4 separate regions of the Homo sapiens genome follow, and regions 1, 2 and 4 are each linked to region 3. A link is a loop called in an ENCODE intact Hi-C map of the cell type or tissue named here. Cell type or tissue: Caco-2. All regions are shown on one strand.

Region 1 (4,000 bases), 150 kb after region 3:
TAATGTACTCAAAAGTACATTATAATCATAGGCAAGTGTTTCAAAAGGACATGTACATGAGGAATTCAGACATTTCTCAGGAAGACTTTAAGCTGTAGTGTTAAACTCAGGCTCAGAGTCATACTGGCTTGGGTGATAATTCTAGATAGGTCATTTTTTTTTTTTAGCAGCTATGTGGTCTTAAGGAAGTTCATTGACTTCTCTGCTCCTCAGTGTTCTCATTTGTGAAGCGGGGACAATGGTATTCCTCTGCTTAGAACTGTCAAGAAGATGATGTTAAATAACACATTTGACATTTGGCATAGGGCCTAGTACACAGCAAGCACTGGATAAATGCTGGCCTTTCTTTCTATTGCTACTTTGAAATACAGTCACTGTGGACTCCAAAAACCTGTGCTTACATCTCAGCTCTCCTCTTGGATACTTGCGTACTTCTAAGTCTAGTTTTCTCATCTTTAAATGGGATTGAGCTAAGGGGGTATTGGAAAGGTAAATCATCAAAACTATATGTGTAGGCTGGGTGCAGTGGCTCACACCTGTAATCCCAGCACTTTGGGAGGTCGAGGCGGGTGGATCACATGAGGCTAGGAATTCGAGACCAGCCTGGCCAACATGATGAAACCCCATCTCTACTAAAAATACAAAAATTAGCCAGATACGGTGACATGTTCCTGTAGTCCCAGCTACTCAGGAGGCTGAGGCAGGATGATTGCTTGAGCCCGAGAGGCAGAGGTTGCAATGAGCAGAGATTGCAGCACCACACTCCAGCCTGTACGACAGGACAAGACCCTGTCTCAAAAACAAAAAAAAAGACTATATGTGTGTGTATAGATAGATATTATTTATATATCTCCTTTAGGCATACAGTAATAGTGTCCTTTGTAAATATGACACATGTTGACAATGTTAGCTTATTATTTATTCTCCACTGGACTAAAGAGAACTAATTATATAGGCTGGTGAGAAGAAATATTTCCCTCTGAGATCCTGGAGGCCAGGACTTCTCAAACTTTCCTGGCTACACAATTCACCCAGGGAGATCATTGAAATGCACCATCTGATTCAACAGCTCTGGGGTGGAGCCTGACATTTTACATTTCTAAGAAGTCCCAGATGATGTCCATGCTGTAGGCTCAGAATTTACAGGGGCATGTAGCTGCCTCCGAAAACACCATGAGATTTACCAGGGAGATGGGGTTCACCTCTTAGCCAGTAGGGCTGTGCTCCTTCTGGGATTTAGCAAGATGATGTATCCTTGCTCTGGGAACAAAATCAGAGGCCTTTTATTGTAAGTATAAATTTTGTGTCTGAGCTGGCCGCCCCGGGGATAAACATCGTCAGAAGAGCTCTTGGGAAGTCCCTCTGGGGTGAGGTTGATGCCCTGTTTGTGCCCTGAGGGGTGCTGAATGCTTCCCAAAAGAGTCCCCTTGGTCTGAATTGCTTCAATCACTCCCAATGGCCTCGTCCCACAACACAGCCAATAGCAGGGCTGAAGAGTAAAAGCTTCATAAAGAAAAATGACGGAGGCTTATTGCCACCTACCGGATTAGGAAAGAAAAGGCTATAGTAAAAGATTTCATGGAGTCCAGCTCTATGAGAAGCACCAGAGATGGGGGGAGATCATAGAATTGCGCAGGACCCTGCAGGTCGTACATTCAACCTTATGGAGTTCAGCCCTGGAGCATAAACCATCCAGGCCTGATGCCATTCCTTCCTTCAGTCGCTTTGCCACTTCCTGGGAGAAGAATAACAGTTATAATTCATTGAGAGCTTCATGTGTGTATCTAGGGGCATTATTTGTATTGCCTCATTTAAACCTGGCAACCATTCTCAAATGAAAAACTATTATTATCACCCCTTTTTCAGAGGAAGAAACTGAGGCTTAGGAATTAAAGGAATTTGTTTAAGCTCACCCAGGTAGTAGGAAGGAGCCTGAATGTAAACCTGGGTCTATTAATATTTGCCTCCAAAGCCTAAACCATAATCCTAAGGGGAGGCACAGACCCAATCAGCCCTCCGCCATCTGGTTGTGTGGGACTGGGTCAATCCCTCAAGTGGGGAGTGGAGCTCCCTCTTCTATTCCCTTGCACGTTCCCTCATCATCCCTAAAACATAGCCTCAACCTGAGTTTTCAGAGCGACTCCAAAGTCTATGCTACTTCATGCTGACCAGCAAGTGAAGGAATTGTCAATTCTGGCCAGGCGCAGTGGTTCACACCTGTAAACCCAGTACTTTGGGAAGCCGAGGTGGGCAAATCATCTGAGGTCAGGAGTTCAAGACCAGCCTGGACAACATGATGAAACCCCATCTCTACTAAAAATACCAAAAAACAAAATTATGCAGGCATGGGGATGTGTGCCTGTAATTCCAGCTACTCAGGAGGCTGAGGCAGGAGAATTGCTTGAACCCGGGAAGCAGAGGCTGCATTGAGCCAAGATTGCACCATTGCACTCCAGCATAGGTGACAAGAGTGAAACTCCGTCTCAACAAAAAAAAAAAAAAGGAAAAAAAAATTGTCACTTCCATCTCCGTCTTAAAATGTATATCGTACTGTCTGAGTTTTTTTGGGCTGCTGCCACAAATTACTGCAAACTGGGTAGCTTAAAACAACAGAGACTTTTCCCAGTTCTGCAGGCTGGAAGTCTGAAAGCAGGTCGGCAGGGCCAGGCTCTCTCTGCAGGCTCTAGGAAGGATCCTTCCTCGTCTTGTCCTAACTCCTGGTGTTTGCAGCCAGTTTTTGGCATTCCTTGGCTTATAGATACTTCCCTCCAATGTCTGCCACCATCTCCACATGGACATCTTCCCCGTCTGTCTGGGTGTCTCTTCTCTTCTTATAAGGGTACCAGTCATGTTGGATTAAAGGCCCGCCCTACTCCAGTATAATCCCAATTTAGCCGGTTACATCTGCAATAACTCTAGTTCCAAAAAAGTTCATATTCTGAGGTTCTAGGAAGGACATAAATTGGGAGAGGATATTATTCAACCCAGAACATCCACCCCAAGGGTTTAAAGAGTAACCTCAAAAGTCCAACTGCCTAGGTTCAAATCTTGGCCACAGATCTAATTAGCTGTATTATTTTGGACAAGTTACCTAACCTCGTTAAACCTCAGCTTCGCCACCCATGAAATGGGTATAATAATAATTATCTCCACCTTATAGGGTTATTATCAAGATTAGAAGAGTTGATACCTATAAAGTAACTCCCAGAACCTGGCAGTAGGGTTCTTCTCCGGAGCCCAGTTGCCCAGGTTTCAAATCTTCGCTTTGCTTCTCACTGGCTGTGTAGTCTTGGGTAAGTTACTCAGCCCCTCCAGGTCACAGAGCACTCCTTTGTAAATTGAAGGATGTTGATGATGATGACAATGGCACCTACCCATGGAAAATGGGGTGGTTGTGAAAATTTAAAGAGTTAGAGCAGTGCTTGGTAATAATAAGCAATTGATAAATGTTGCCTAAATCAGCTACCTCAGAGCTCGGTAGAAGGGTTAAATGATACAGTCCAGGCCAAGCGCAGTGGCTCACACCTGTAATCCTAGCACTTTGGGAGAACCAGGTGGGCAGATCACTTGAGTTTAGCAGTTCGAGACCAGCCTAGCCAACATGGTGAAACCACATCTCTACTAAAAATACAAAAAAAAATTAGCCAGGCGTAGTGGCACATGCCCGTAATCCTAGCTACTTAGGAGGCTGAGGTTGGAGGATCGCCTGAACCTGGGAGGCAGAGGTTGCAGTGAGCCAAGATCACACCACTGCACTCCAGCCTGGGCAACAGAGTGAGACTGCGTTTCAAGAAAAAAAAAAAGATACAACCCATTTAGACTCTGAGTCTCTGTATGTGCTTGATAAATGTTGATTATTATTATTATTAATTTACACTAGGCTCATAGGAAGGAGAGAAGAGAGTAAGAGAGAAAGGGAAATTGCTTGAGGCTAAGGCCAGAGAGACTCCACAGGCAGGAAAATGGAAAGAGCCAGTATTCTCAGTTCTCCAATTTTAAC
Region 2 (4,000 bases), 110 kb before region 3:
TAAGGATTCAGCTCACAATTTCTAAGCTCTTCCTCTCTCATCCTTTTAACTCATCCTATTTAACTAGGCATTACTCATCCATGAGTATCTGTATTAATTAGCTGTTCCTGTAATAACACTGAGTAACAAACTACCTTGAAACCCAATGACTTTAAAAAACAAGCATTCATTTCTTCCTCACAGATCTTCAAATTGGCAGAACCCAGATCAAACTCATGATTTGGCTCAAACCTCCTCCAGGTGTGTCCCTATTTGCCTTAGACCAGTGGCCCCAGTGAAACACAGGAGCATAAGAAGACAAGATGACAAGAAAAGCAAATTATGCACATTTAAGGCCTCTGCTTACATCATGTCTGCTCACATTCCAGTGGCTAGGGAAGTCACATTGCCAAGCTCAAAGTCAAGAGGGCACAAGAAGTATACTCCATATCAAGGAGGAAAAAATGAAGATAAATTTTTACTGAAAACAATCTAATCTATCATTTAATATTCATTAGGCTGTCTGGTAGATTTTGGAAATACTAGGATTATTAAGTCATAATTTCTGTCCTCAAGGAACTCATATTTGGGGTGGGCAGATGGTACTAAAAAGATAATGCTAAAAAACACTAAATAAGGAGACACCCAGGATATTATGTGAGTAGGAAGTGGCAAATCAGAGAATCTAATATAATAATTCTTGAGCTTAGGGAATCATCAAAGGCTTTACATTTGAGTGTCTGAGGTGGTCCTTGAAGATAAATATGAGTTTCCAGGGAAAAAATATAAGCAAAGATGCAGAAGTATGGGAGTAAATGGTCTCTTCAATAAATGACAGGGCATACAGTGTGACTAAAGCCTAGTATATGTGACAATGGCTGAGAACACATTTTACTCCACAGTTCTTTGAGTAAGTCAACCCTGGTTTAAAAGAGTAATATTTGGATGATGGAGAAAATATTCTAATATTATTGAGTGCACCTAAGGTTACATACCTTTGGGTTTATTTATCCCAGAACCATTATAAGCAAGGAAGTTGCTATTAATTTGCATTCGCAGAGATGCAGAAATAAGGACTCACCAAGGTGAAGTGACTTGTCCAAGGTCATATGACTAGTAAATGAGGCTTGAAATACAGTTCCAGCTCTGGTCTTCTCCGCTAGGCTCTATTGGAAGTATCCTGGGAGTTCTGGCTACTTCGTTAGTCCTATGAGCTAAGTTCAGGCTATAAAAAGTATAGCCTTCTAGGCTATACTAACAAGTTCAGAATTTATGAATGGCATTGAGGTAGGTTCCAAATAGGGGAACAAGAGACATCACCGGAACTTGACTTTGAAAAGACATCCAGTGGCAGAGTGGACAGGAGATTGGAGAGATGGAGAGGTACTAGAGGCAGGTAAGGGGTTATGGCAATAGTTGGGTATACAATCAGGCCTTGAACCAGGACAGCACCAGAAGTAAGGAAGGAAAGAAAGTTGACTTGCGAAACATTTTGGATGTGCAATCAGAAAACAATTTGATTAAAAAAAAAAAAAAGATGAGAAGAAGAAGGAGTCTTGAATTCCTCTGTTTTCCAAGCTTATGCAGCTACTTAAAAGGTTAAGCCATTTCCTCTTTTTGCTTTCCAGACCACTCTACACTACAGTTTCTCCTTTCCATATCTCCCCCAGAGACAATGAATTCTGCCTCCTAGCCTAATTGAAAGCCAGAGGGCAGCAGAACAGAAGAGTGGTTGAGGCAAAGGAAGAGTCATTTGATGAGAAAAGATTGATATATTCCTTTCCATAATCAGTGGAACACAGGTGAATAGATTTAGCAGGTTCTTTATCGAGTGCCTTTAATCACCTAACTCAAATCAATACTCCTTCAGGGGAACATAAATTAATTCTCCAAACAAACAGCTAATGCCTAAGGAGAGCTGTCTGTAGTGTTTACACACTCCAGCTCCACTGTTGGAGATGAAAGAAAGGCAAGTATGAACCCAGAGGCAGAATCTTCACTTGGAAATGCACAGGGTCAGGAGCAAAGGCTCCTAAGTATACTGACACTTCCTGTATTTTTTCAACATCATCTGAATTGACACTAGTGGACAGTTACCTACAGATGATACAGCCCCCTGCTGGTCACAAGCACTAGGGGCTAGGGAGGAGGGCTCTGCAGTTTTTCTATTCTGAGCCCTTCTCATCTTTCCATATACACCATTAAAAGTATTGAGAGAGGTTCCCAGGATGGCAGAGTTAGCTCCCAGAAATTCCAGGATACTTCCAATAGAGTCTAGTGGAAAAGGCCAGAGCTGGAACTGTATTTCAAGCCTCATTTACTAGTCTTGTGACTTTGAGCAAGTCACTTTCCCTTGGTGGGTCCCCATTTCTACATCTGTGCAAATGAAAATTAATAGCTACTTCCCTGCTTATAATGGTTCTGGCATAGATAACCTCAAAGGTCTGCAACCTAAGGTGCACTCAATAATATTAGAATATTTTCTCCCTTTATCCCTGCTAAACCAGGGCTGATTTACTCAAAAAACTGTCAAATAAAATTGCTCACAACACTTTCCCAAGTGGAAAGTCTGCAGAAACAATATGTGGCTTGTGCAGTAAGAACTAGCATAATACCTACTTCCTGTCTTCAATCTTCCTCCTGCTATTTGCTCTGACTGGAAGAGCCAGACCAAAATTCCGAACATTAGCCATCCATGCTGAGAGCAAGGCCAAGGGTTAACACAGCCCTTTTTAAATGATCCCAGTTGTTGTTCTAAACAATGGTAGCTATTGTCAGTATTATTAATAAATACTATTCGACCAAACTGGTGTGTATGTGTCTTGCTTAAACGTGAGGTGAAGAGGTCAAAGCATGAAGGATGAGACTACATTTCTCTTTTCAGAATGACCTCAGGGCAATTTCTAAGAGATTCAACCAACAAAGGAAACAGACGTACAGCTTCTTCTTGCTTCTGGCCCCTTTCTCCAGGTTGGACATCATTTCTGCAGCCTATAATCCTCCCACACTTGGAGAATTAATATGCAAATTTCCTAATTATATGGCCAAGAATTTTACAGGTCTCGCCTGGAGTGATAAATTAGTTCCCAGGTCTCTGCCTTCCTCAATAGGGGGTCTGGTAACCTCAACTTCAGGATAGTCATAGAAACCATTAGTGTCACTAAATTAACCAGCCCTCAGAATTAGCCAAGAGAAAGTGTATATTGATCTGACTTAGCGATGTGAGAAGAGAAGCGATTTCTTTTATGATTAGCCTTTTCAAAGTCCTCTTAGGCTACTCATACTCTCTGCTGATGGAAAGATTACTGAAAAATAATTTAAAATGTCCCCAGAACCACAAAGTCTTTGTGCCATTATTTCCCCTAAAATAATAAAATTACTTATACATTCAACTGTAAGCGTCCTTTAGAGTTACTCGTGGCAAAGATACCTATATGAATATAGAAATGTAAAATAATAGTTTCTATGTCTTAGGAAATTCACTATTTAATAGACAAAAATTATGATTATTATCATTTTTACATTGTGCTAAAGTTAATAAAATGTTTTTTATATACAGTATTTTATTAAAATGTTCACAACTATGAGAGATGGGTAGTACCTTTATACCCAATTTACAGGTATGTATACTAAGACAAAGAGAATGAAGCAGGGCATGTTGGCTCCTGCCTGTAATCCCAGCACTTTGGGAGGCTGAGGTGGGCAGATCGCTTGAGCCCAGCAGTTCGACACCAGCCTGGGCAATATGGCAAAACCCAGTCTCCACCAAAACTACAAAAAATTAGCAGGGGTGGTGGCGCATGCCTGTAATCCCAGCTACTCGGGAGGATCACTCGAGCCTGGGAGGTAGAGGTTGCAGTGAGCCGAGATGGCACCACTGCACTCCAGCCTGGAAGACAGACTGAGACTGCGCTCTCAAAAACAAAAGAAAAGGTAACTAAAACAATTTACTCACCTTACACCTTAGAGACGCCTTACACACACATGCACATACACACACGCAACCAGTGTATAGTGTCTT
Region 3 (4,000 bases):
TCTAGCTCTCCTTTGAGACATTTCCCCCACCAGGCAATGGTCTCCTAGCTCAGTGATGCTCAGCCACTCAGGGAACTTTTAATTCCAAGACTGGGAACTCAAACCTGGACATTTTGATTTACTTTGTCTGGGATGGGCTTAGTCATAGGTACTGTGGCCAGGGTTGAGAACCACTGTCCTAACTTGACGACCTTTCTCTTCTTCCAATCTCCACCCATCCTACAGCTCCTCCATGATACTCCATGACATTCCCAACCTGCCTTTCCAAATTATGCTTATCAATGGAACCAGAATGATCTTTATAAAACAGATATGACTGTGCGACTCTCCTGTATATACAAGTTTAGTATCTCCCCAGGGTTTACCCAATGGGGTTCTTAAGATGGCACACAGGCCCTTACCTGGCCTGACCCCAGAGCTCTGCATCCCCAGCATCTTCTGCAGCCATTTCAGACAGCACCCCACACAGATTACGCAATATGCCCCAACCACACCAAACACTGTCATACAACTAAGCCCAAATTCACCCTGCATTTACCTGGAAGGCTCTCCCATCCTGTTATCTACTTTGTCCATTCACCCAGCTTTTCAAACCCATTGCCCCTCTTCCCCTGCTCCCACCTTCACACCTCACTGCATCCTCCTAGAACTCTTCTGTAGTTCCCTCAGGCAGAGCTAAGAATTCTGTCATCCATGTTCCTATATGTCTATCAGGCAGCTTAATATGTCTATTAAGTCCTCACCACACTGAATCATTGCAACCACACATGTTGCTCTCCTCTCCTCTGCACTCCAGCCTGGGCGACACAGTGAGACTCTGAGCTCCTTGAGAGCCATGCAGTGTTCACTCCAGCACCCTGAGAGAGCAATATGTGTATAAAATACCCTTCAATATGTGTCAAATAACTGAATGAATGAACAGACATAATAACAAGCAAATGCCATGCTCATGGGTCACTGAGAAAGGTTCGAATAATTTTCAAACTGCTTCTTCCTTAGACCAACAATGTCTCCTGATTAACAGGCACTACCATGGAACTCAAATAGGGCAGAGTGGCAGGGAGAAGTGGCAGAAAAGTAGACAGAACCAGGACCTCTTCTCGCAGTTTAAACCAGACTTAAGCCAGCAGCTTACACACCAAGCAAGCACAGAGAGGTTTCCTTTGGCCCAGAAAGTGCTTTAAAATTCTGGTTCTACACTTTCACTTGATGTGTCGGAGGCTCAGGCAACCCGCAACCTGCATTCCCACCAGGCTTCAATGACAGCAGTGGGGTAGCTGCTCCCCCATTTTGAGAAAGCACCTGTGTTCTCCAATGCGCCACAGTCCCCAACAGTCTCTGTTGTCTTCCCTTAGCTCATCTCTCCCAGTATGTTTGCTGTCTGGCCACTGTAGGCATTTGAGTTTGCAACCCTGGGTTTAAACAGATTTCTTGGCTTAAGGAGTTAAAATGCCTGGGGGTGTGCTCATTCTTTGCACCAAAGATTAACAGAAAGGATCTCTGCAGCTCCATTTCTCTCCAGGCTAGAAAGTTTAATAAAACCCAGCTGATGCTGCCTGGCTTTAGGGCTGAGAATGCCAGGGGCCATGACTGGGAAAGGAGAACAAAGTGGGGGGAAGAGGAGGCTAGGTGTAGCACAAAGAGGCTGTCTGGAAGTGTGACCCTCTGTTCTGCCAGGCTGAGATAAGCTCCTCAGCAGGACTGTTAAGGAAAGGTGAGGACGGAGCTGGACACTCAGCAAAGGGAAATGTTCAGGAAGAAATTCCCCAGCAAGTCTGTTAGACAAGCCACTGTCTCGTGAAGCTTTAGCTCCACTCACTGGCTGGCTATAAATTAAGCTCCAGGAAGCCAGCACAGCTCAGCAAAGCTTCCAGGCAGCCCCAAGGCACTGCTTAGAAGAGGAACTTTTCCTCAAACTCCACCTCTTACAGAGTTTCCATAGGCTGGCCATTTATGGGTTGTGTGACCCTGGACTTCAGTGTCCTCCCGTAGAAAACAAGGAGTATGAACTAGATTTATCTCTAGTGTCCTTTCTAGGTGTTTCTTTCTTTCTTTTTAAACAAGGTCTCACTCTGTCACCCAGGCTGGAATGCAATGGAACGATCATGGCTCACAGCAGCCTCAACCTCCTGCGCTCAAGTGATCCTCCTGCCTCAGCCTCCCAAGTAACTGGGACCACAGGCATGCACCACCACTCTGGGCTAATTTTTTTACTCTTTGCAAAGATGGGGTTGCAATGTTTCCCAGGTTAGTCTTTAACTCCTGGGCTTCTAAGAATTTTAACATTTGCTCTTTCTTCCAACAAAGAGGTGATGCCCACATAGAGGAAAATGTAACTTTATATAAACATATATAAACCCTGCTTTCCACTTTAATTAAGACATAAATACCTGCAGCAGCTAGAGATGTGAAGAGGCAAGTGAGCAGAGGAAATGTGCATAAGACTCTCAGCAGCTTGGTAATAAACAGGGAGGACTGAAGTGACCCTGTGGCTCCAAAGGTGGCTGTTCATTAGCCTCCTCCTATCCTTAGACCCAGCTGGAACATTGCATGCACTGGCTCCCAGGTTGCAGAGGATGTCAGCAGCTCCAGCTCACCTGATTGAAGGAGGCCATGTGACTTTCCCTGGACTTCCTGCTTGGACAGTGAATCCCTGTAGGGCCTGGATCCATTACCCTCTTCTTCTCCCACTCTACCCAGCACTCTTCTTCATGAGTTTGCTTTCTCCTGTCTTTTTTTCCTCCACTTTTCATTCAAAAATTGTTGATTAAGCACCTCCTATGGGACAGACATTTTTCTAGAGTCTGGGAACACCTCAGTGAACAGACAGGTTCTTATTCTTATAGATCTTCCATTCTAGAGAGAAAGCTGAAAGATAAATAACACAGCAGGCAGTGAGGGGTGCTACAAAGAAGGATAAGCAGGGTAAGTGCGTGGGAAAATGTGCTACTTTGTCCTCTAGAGGCCAGGGAAAGCCTCTCTGTTAAGGTGATATTTGACAGAGATTTGAAGACACTGAAGGAGTGAGCCATTTGGATCTCTAGGGAAAGAGCATTCTTCTCCACGCAGAGAAGAGCAAGTGCAAAGGCCATGATGAAGAAGTGAGCTTGGCCAGAGTGAGGGACACCAAGGGTGGCCTACAGTGCATGCAAGTCTTAAGAGATGAGGTTCCCGGTGCCCTTTGACTGCTCCAGAGATCCTGTGCTCACAACACAAAGCCCCAATCATCCTAAAATATATCTATGCTAAGGAAATTTGTCCCAAAATTTCCTTTCATCATGATTTACCTTCTGGTATCCCACCCATGAAAGCAGAAATTTCCTGCTTTCTCCTAATAATTGCTAACCTGTCTCCTCCCCTAAAATGTAAGACCAAGGAGAACAGGGACTTGGTCTATTCATTCACTGCTCTATGTTCAGCTCCTATTTCAGTACTGAAAACCAAGTAGGCCCTCAATAAGTATTTTTTAATTAATTAATTTATTTATTTTATTATTATTATTATTTTATATTTTTGAGATGGAATCTCTCTCTGCTGCCCAAGCTGAGTGCAGTGGCACAATCTCGGCTCACTGCAACCTCCACCTCCCAGGTTTAAGCAATTTCTGGCTAATTTTTGTATTTTTAGTAGAGACAGGGTTTCACCATGTTGGCCAGGCTGATCTCAAGCTCCTGACCCCAAATGATCCCTCTGCCTCAGCCTCCCAAAGTGCTGGGATTACAAGCATGAGTTACCGCCCCTGGCCAACCCTCAATAAATATTTATTTTCTAGATGAAATGGGGAAACTAGCTATGTTACATGGTAATGAGGCAGCTGACTTTCTTGGAAGCAGAAGACTTAATTCTAGATTTGGTGACACAAAAGCAATAAAGGAAGGACCTCTATAAATCACTCATGTCTCTGAGCCTCAGCTCTCAAAGTGTTGGATTAGAACTAGGGATGGCAAAATCCTGCTACAGGCACAACCACTACCCCCTTCCATGCCCACTAGACCCTCTA
Region 4 (4,000 bases), 360 kb before region 3:
TGGTTCTTGGAAGAGATGGATGGAAATTAAATATATATTCATAAATATTTTAATATCATAAACCACATCCCAGCAATCAATTTCAGCAGCAGAATAAATATGGCCTCCATTACATTAAAGGTTTTCATCATTTATTTAAAAATGTTTTTGGAATGTCACCTGCTCAAATCCATTTCTCCTGTAATCTTTAAAAATTCTGCTCAAGCAATGCTTCCTCTGAGAAGTATTGCTGACACCCCTAGTCAATATTACTGTCTCATTTGTTTGCACATAACTTTGCTTATCTTTTTAATACTGTACTTTTTATTATGGTAAAATATATAAAACATAAAATTTCTCATTTTAACCATTTTAAGTGTACAGTTCAGTGGCATTTAAGTGTACAGTTCAGTTCATATTGTACAATCATTACCACCATCCCTTTCCAGGACTTTTTCACCATATCAAACTGAAACTCTATACCCATTAAACAATAACTTCCCATTTATCCCTCTCCCAGCCCTTGCTGCCTACCATTCCTTCTGTCTCTATGAATTTGACCACAATAGGTACCTCATATAATTGAATCATACAATATTTGTCCTTTGTGTCTGGCTTATTTCACTTAGCATAATGTTGTTAAGGTTCATCCATGTTGTAGCACATTAGGTTTCCATATTTTTTCTCCAAGAGTTTTATAGCTTTAGCATTTATATTTAGGTATTTGATTCATTTTGAGTTTATTTTTGTATATAGCATAAGATAAGGGTACAAATTCATTCTTTTGCATGTGGATAACCAGTTTTTTAGTGCCATTTGTTGAAAAGACTGACCTTTCCCCCCATTGAATGATCTTAGCATCCTGTTGAAAATCATTTGACCACATATGTGAGGGTTTATTTCTGGGTTCTTTATTCTATTCAGTTGGTCTATATGTCTCTCTTTGCACCAATTCCACACTACTTTTATTACTGTAGCTTTGTACTAAGTTTGGAAGTCAGGAAGAATGAATCCTCCAAATTTGTTATTTTTTTTCCCAAGATTGTTCTGACTATTCAGGAGTTTCTTGAGATTCCATATGAATTTTAGGATAGATTTTTCTATTTCTGTAAAAATATGTCATTGTAATTTTGATAGGGATGAATCTACATATCTCTTTGGAGGTGAAGAATTGATATCTTAACAATATAAAGTTTTCTAATCTATAAACACAGAATGCCTTTCAATGCATTTGTGTCTTCTTTAAATTCTTTCAGCAGTGTTTATTTGTTTTTGGTGTATAAGCCCTTTCCCTCCTTGGCTAAATTTATTCCTAAATATTTTAAAAACTATTGTAATGAAATTTTATTAATTTCCTTTTCAGACTGTTCATTGTTAGTACATAGAAATGCAACTGATTTTTGTGTGTTGATTTTAAATCCTGAAACTTTGCTGAATTCATTAAGTTTTCTCTGGAATCTTTAGGGTAATACTGTACTTATAATTTATTCTCTCTTATAGTTTTGTTACTGTGTCTTCCTTTCTCTTCCAGGTTTTAAGTTACTTGAGGGTACAAGTCATCTTTCTTTATAGCACCTACCCTACTGTTTTGTGTATAAATGATATGAATAACTTTAATGTATAAGTTAGTATTTATTTTAAAAGAATATCTGCAATGCTGAGTTGTGGCACTATCCTGAGAAGAGACATTCCAGGAACTGACCAGCAGGAGGAGCTACTGCAGGTCCTTTTCTCTTACAAACCCTCTGGTCCCCAGATGACATTATTTAAGCACAGAGGATGGGGAGAAAAAAGGAAAGATTAACATTTATTGAAAATCTCCTCTCTTCCAGATACAATGTTCATTCATACTCACAGTTTTCTGATGAGGCAGGTGTTACTCTAGCAATTTCCCCAATGAGACAGCAGAGTTTTAGAGAACTTGATTGAGATTACACATCTAGGAAGTAGAGAAGCCAGAATTCTACAGAGGAATTATTAGCCAAGGAGAATCTTTGGGAGTTGGAAGAATAGAAGGAGGTAGAGAAGATGGCAAATCAGGACTAGATACATTTCCACGAAGTCTTAGAAGAGAAAAGGCTAGCTAGCTAACCAACCCCCTCTTCAGTCCCCAGCCCCCAACCCCCAAGATTAGAAATGTGTGATTCTGAGTTGGGAACAGGAGACGAATCTGAGATATGTTTAGAGGTTCTGATAGTACAAAATCAATTCCTCTTACTATATTGTGCTGTGCCTAGGCATAAAGTATTTATGAGTGGAGTAAAGTTTGCATCACCCTGTGCATTGAAGCAGGATCTGAGAAACATCCCCCTACATGCTGTGTCAAACTAAGTGGTGAAGAAAAGTTTCTCAAAACTTCTATCATATCAAGAATTTAAGTTACTCTGCACCTATGGAGCCCTGCAAATTATGAGTCAATACATTCAAATCCATGATGTGTCTGACTTTGAGGTCTGTTTTTACTTCATCATACAGACTTAAGACTCATTATTTCCTGTAAATGTTCCCTTCCCATCCATCAAGATATGTTATCCTCAAGACACTTCCAACATGACCAGAATCAACTGTAGTGAATCATGTATTATTGAACCTTGCAAAACTATTTTAGCATTCTCCCAAAAGTATTTCTGTTTTCTCTCTGTCTGCCTACTTTTTCTTGCCCATTTAACAGCAACTTCAAAGAAAAAGTACTAGGTAAAAACATTCATTTTATAGAACCCTGCTACTACTGGTATTTAATAAATAGTAAATAATAAGCCTATAATTGCTAAATGTGGGCAACAGCTGCTACTATGGCTTATAGATCTTCTCTATGAAAAGATTTCATTATATTTGTACAATTCTGGGATGACACTGCTGGTTTTTTGCAGTTATGAAATGAATAATCACAGAAGAAAATTAACTGACAATAACATATTCTGAAGAACACTTGTCTATTGCCTGGTCTTGTTTTTGTCTAGATTCAAAATCACATTTGTGATGTATATACTTTCCTTTTTATTCATTTTCAAGGTCCTGTTTTCCTTCAAACATTTGCTTGGAATGGATACGGGTGTGTGTGTGTGTGTGTGTGTGTGTGTGTATTACATGTATGGACATGCCCCATGTGGAGATGGAGGAAAAAAGGAATGAAATAGTTGATCTGTTTCCTAATATAATCTAAAATACCTGCTGTTTTTGATCTTAAAGGTAAAATGAATTTCAGTAACAGATAAAATGAATTTCAGTAAACATTACATGTCCCATTATATTTGTCAATAACAGGAGTCCCTTACATCCAAAGCCAGACCCTCAACAGTAAGACTTAGGAAAACAAAATTCTATTATAACTTGGGACAAAACCGTTTCAACATCCTGCAAGCTTTGTAAGTTTCATAAGTTTCTCCTTAAACTACTTTCTTATTTTTGATATTTTTTAAGTCCTGACATTTAAAAGATAACTTTGTGCAAGAATTTTACTCATTTTCCTACAAAAGTGATTCTTTCTTGTCATGAAAATTGCCAAGGGAGAATTTACAAAGTAACTTTACATACAAAAAAAGAGTTCTTGATTTTCAGGACAGGAACTGGATTTGTACTGTGTCTTGTCAGTCCTGGAGGTCCCAAAACAACTTCAGAAAGACCGAGCTCTCTATTTTGCCTTTTACATTAATAACAGATTCATTAACTAAATTTGGGTTACAGAAGAAGGAACAGTTGATGAAATAGTAAGAATGTGGCACAATTTTCGAAACCTGGTGGAGGATGTGGCTGTGTCTTTAGAAGGCTCTGCTGAGACTCTGCCCTGGAAATCATGGAACCCTAACAAGGGAGTTTGGCAGAAACTGGTATCTCAGAGACTCCCTGTACTTGTTTCAACAGAGTGGTACTCTCACTTCAAATAACAGAAAAGGACAGCACAGAGGCGCTGAGGCGACTGCCAGGTGTTCTGCAGGACTCTGTTTGAGCTCTTCCTTCCTTTGGATTCTAGCTTCAGAGGGATTCATGCAGTTCCCTGGTGTTAGGGAAACTGTTTCATATC

Evidence for each region. A loop is a pair of places that touch in the nucleus more often than their neighbours do. Peaks named below come from ENCODE experiments on the same cell type or tissue, not always from the same donor. Only the 100,000 strongest peaks of a DNase experiment are listed, where the experiment ranks them.
Region 1: it touches region 3 in a loop (5-fold over the local background); 2 of 110 quality-filtered maps call a loop at or near these places.
Region 2: it touches region 3 in a loop (11-fold over the local background); 2 of 110 quality-filtered maps call a loop at or near these places.
Region 4: it touches region 3 in a loop (34-fold over the local background); 28 of 110 quality-filtered maps call a loop at or near these places.

The regions. Positions count from the first base shown.
Region 1 is chr11:43,277,296-43,281,295 of GRCh38, forward strand. No RefSeq gene overlaps it. Among named protein-coding and RNA genes, the nearest start is that of API5, 33 kb to the right of the region's middle. In Caco-2, a CTCF peak has its summit at 1,546 (motif pointing left); no DNase peak of the experiment used is centred here.
Region 2 is chr11:43,019,580-43,023,579 of GRCh38, forward strand. No RefSeq gene overlaps it. Among named protein-coding and RNA genes, the nearest start is that of API5, 290 kb to the right of the region's middle. In Caco-2, a CTCF peak has its summit at 2,106 (motif pointing left); a DNase peak (open chromatin) is centred at 2,092.
Region 3 is chr11:43,129,053-43,133,052 of GRCh38, forward strand. No RefSeq gene overlaps it. Among named protein-coding and RNA genes, the nearest start is that of API5, 180 kb to the right of the region's middle. In Caco-2, no CTCF peak of the experiment used is centred here; a DNase peak (open chromatin) is centred at 1,689.
Region 4 is chr11:42,768,968-42,772,967 of GRCh38, forward strand. No RefSeq gene overlaps it. Among named protein-coding and RNA genes, the nearest start is that of LINC02740, 520 kb to the left of the region's middle. In Caco-2, a CTCF peak has its summit at 1,678 (motif pointing right); no DNase peak of the experiment used is centred here.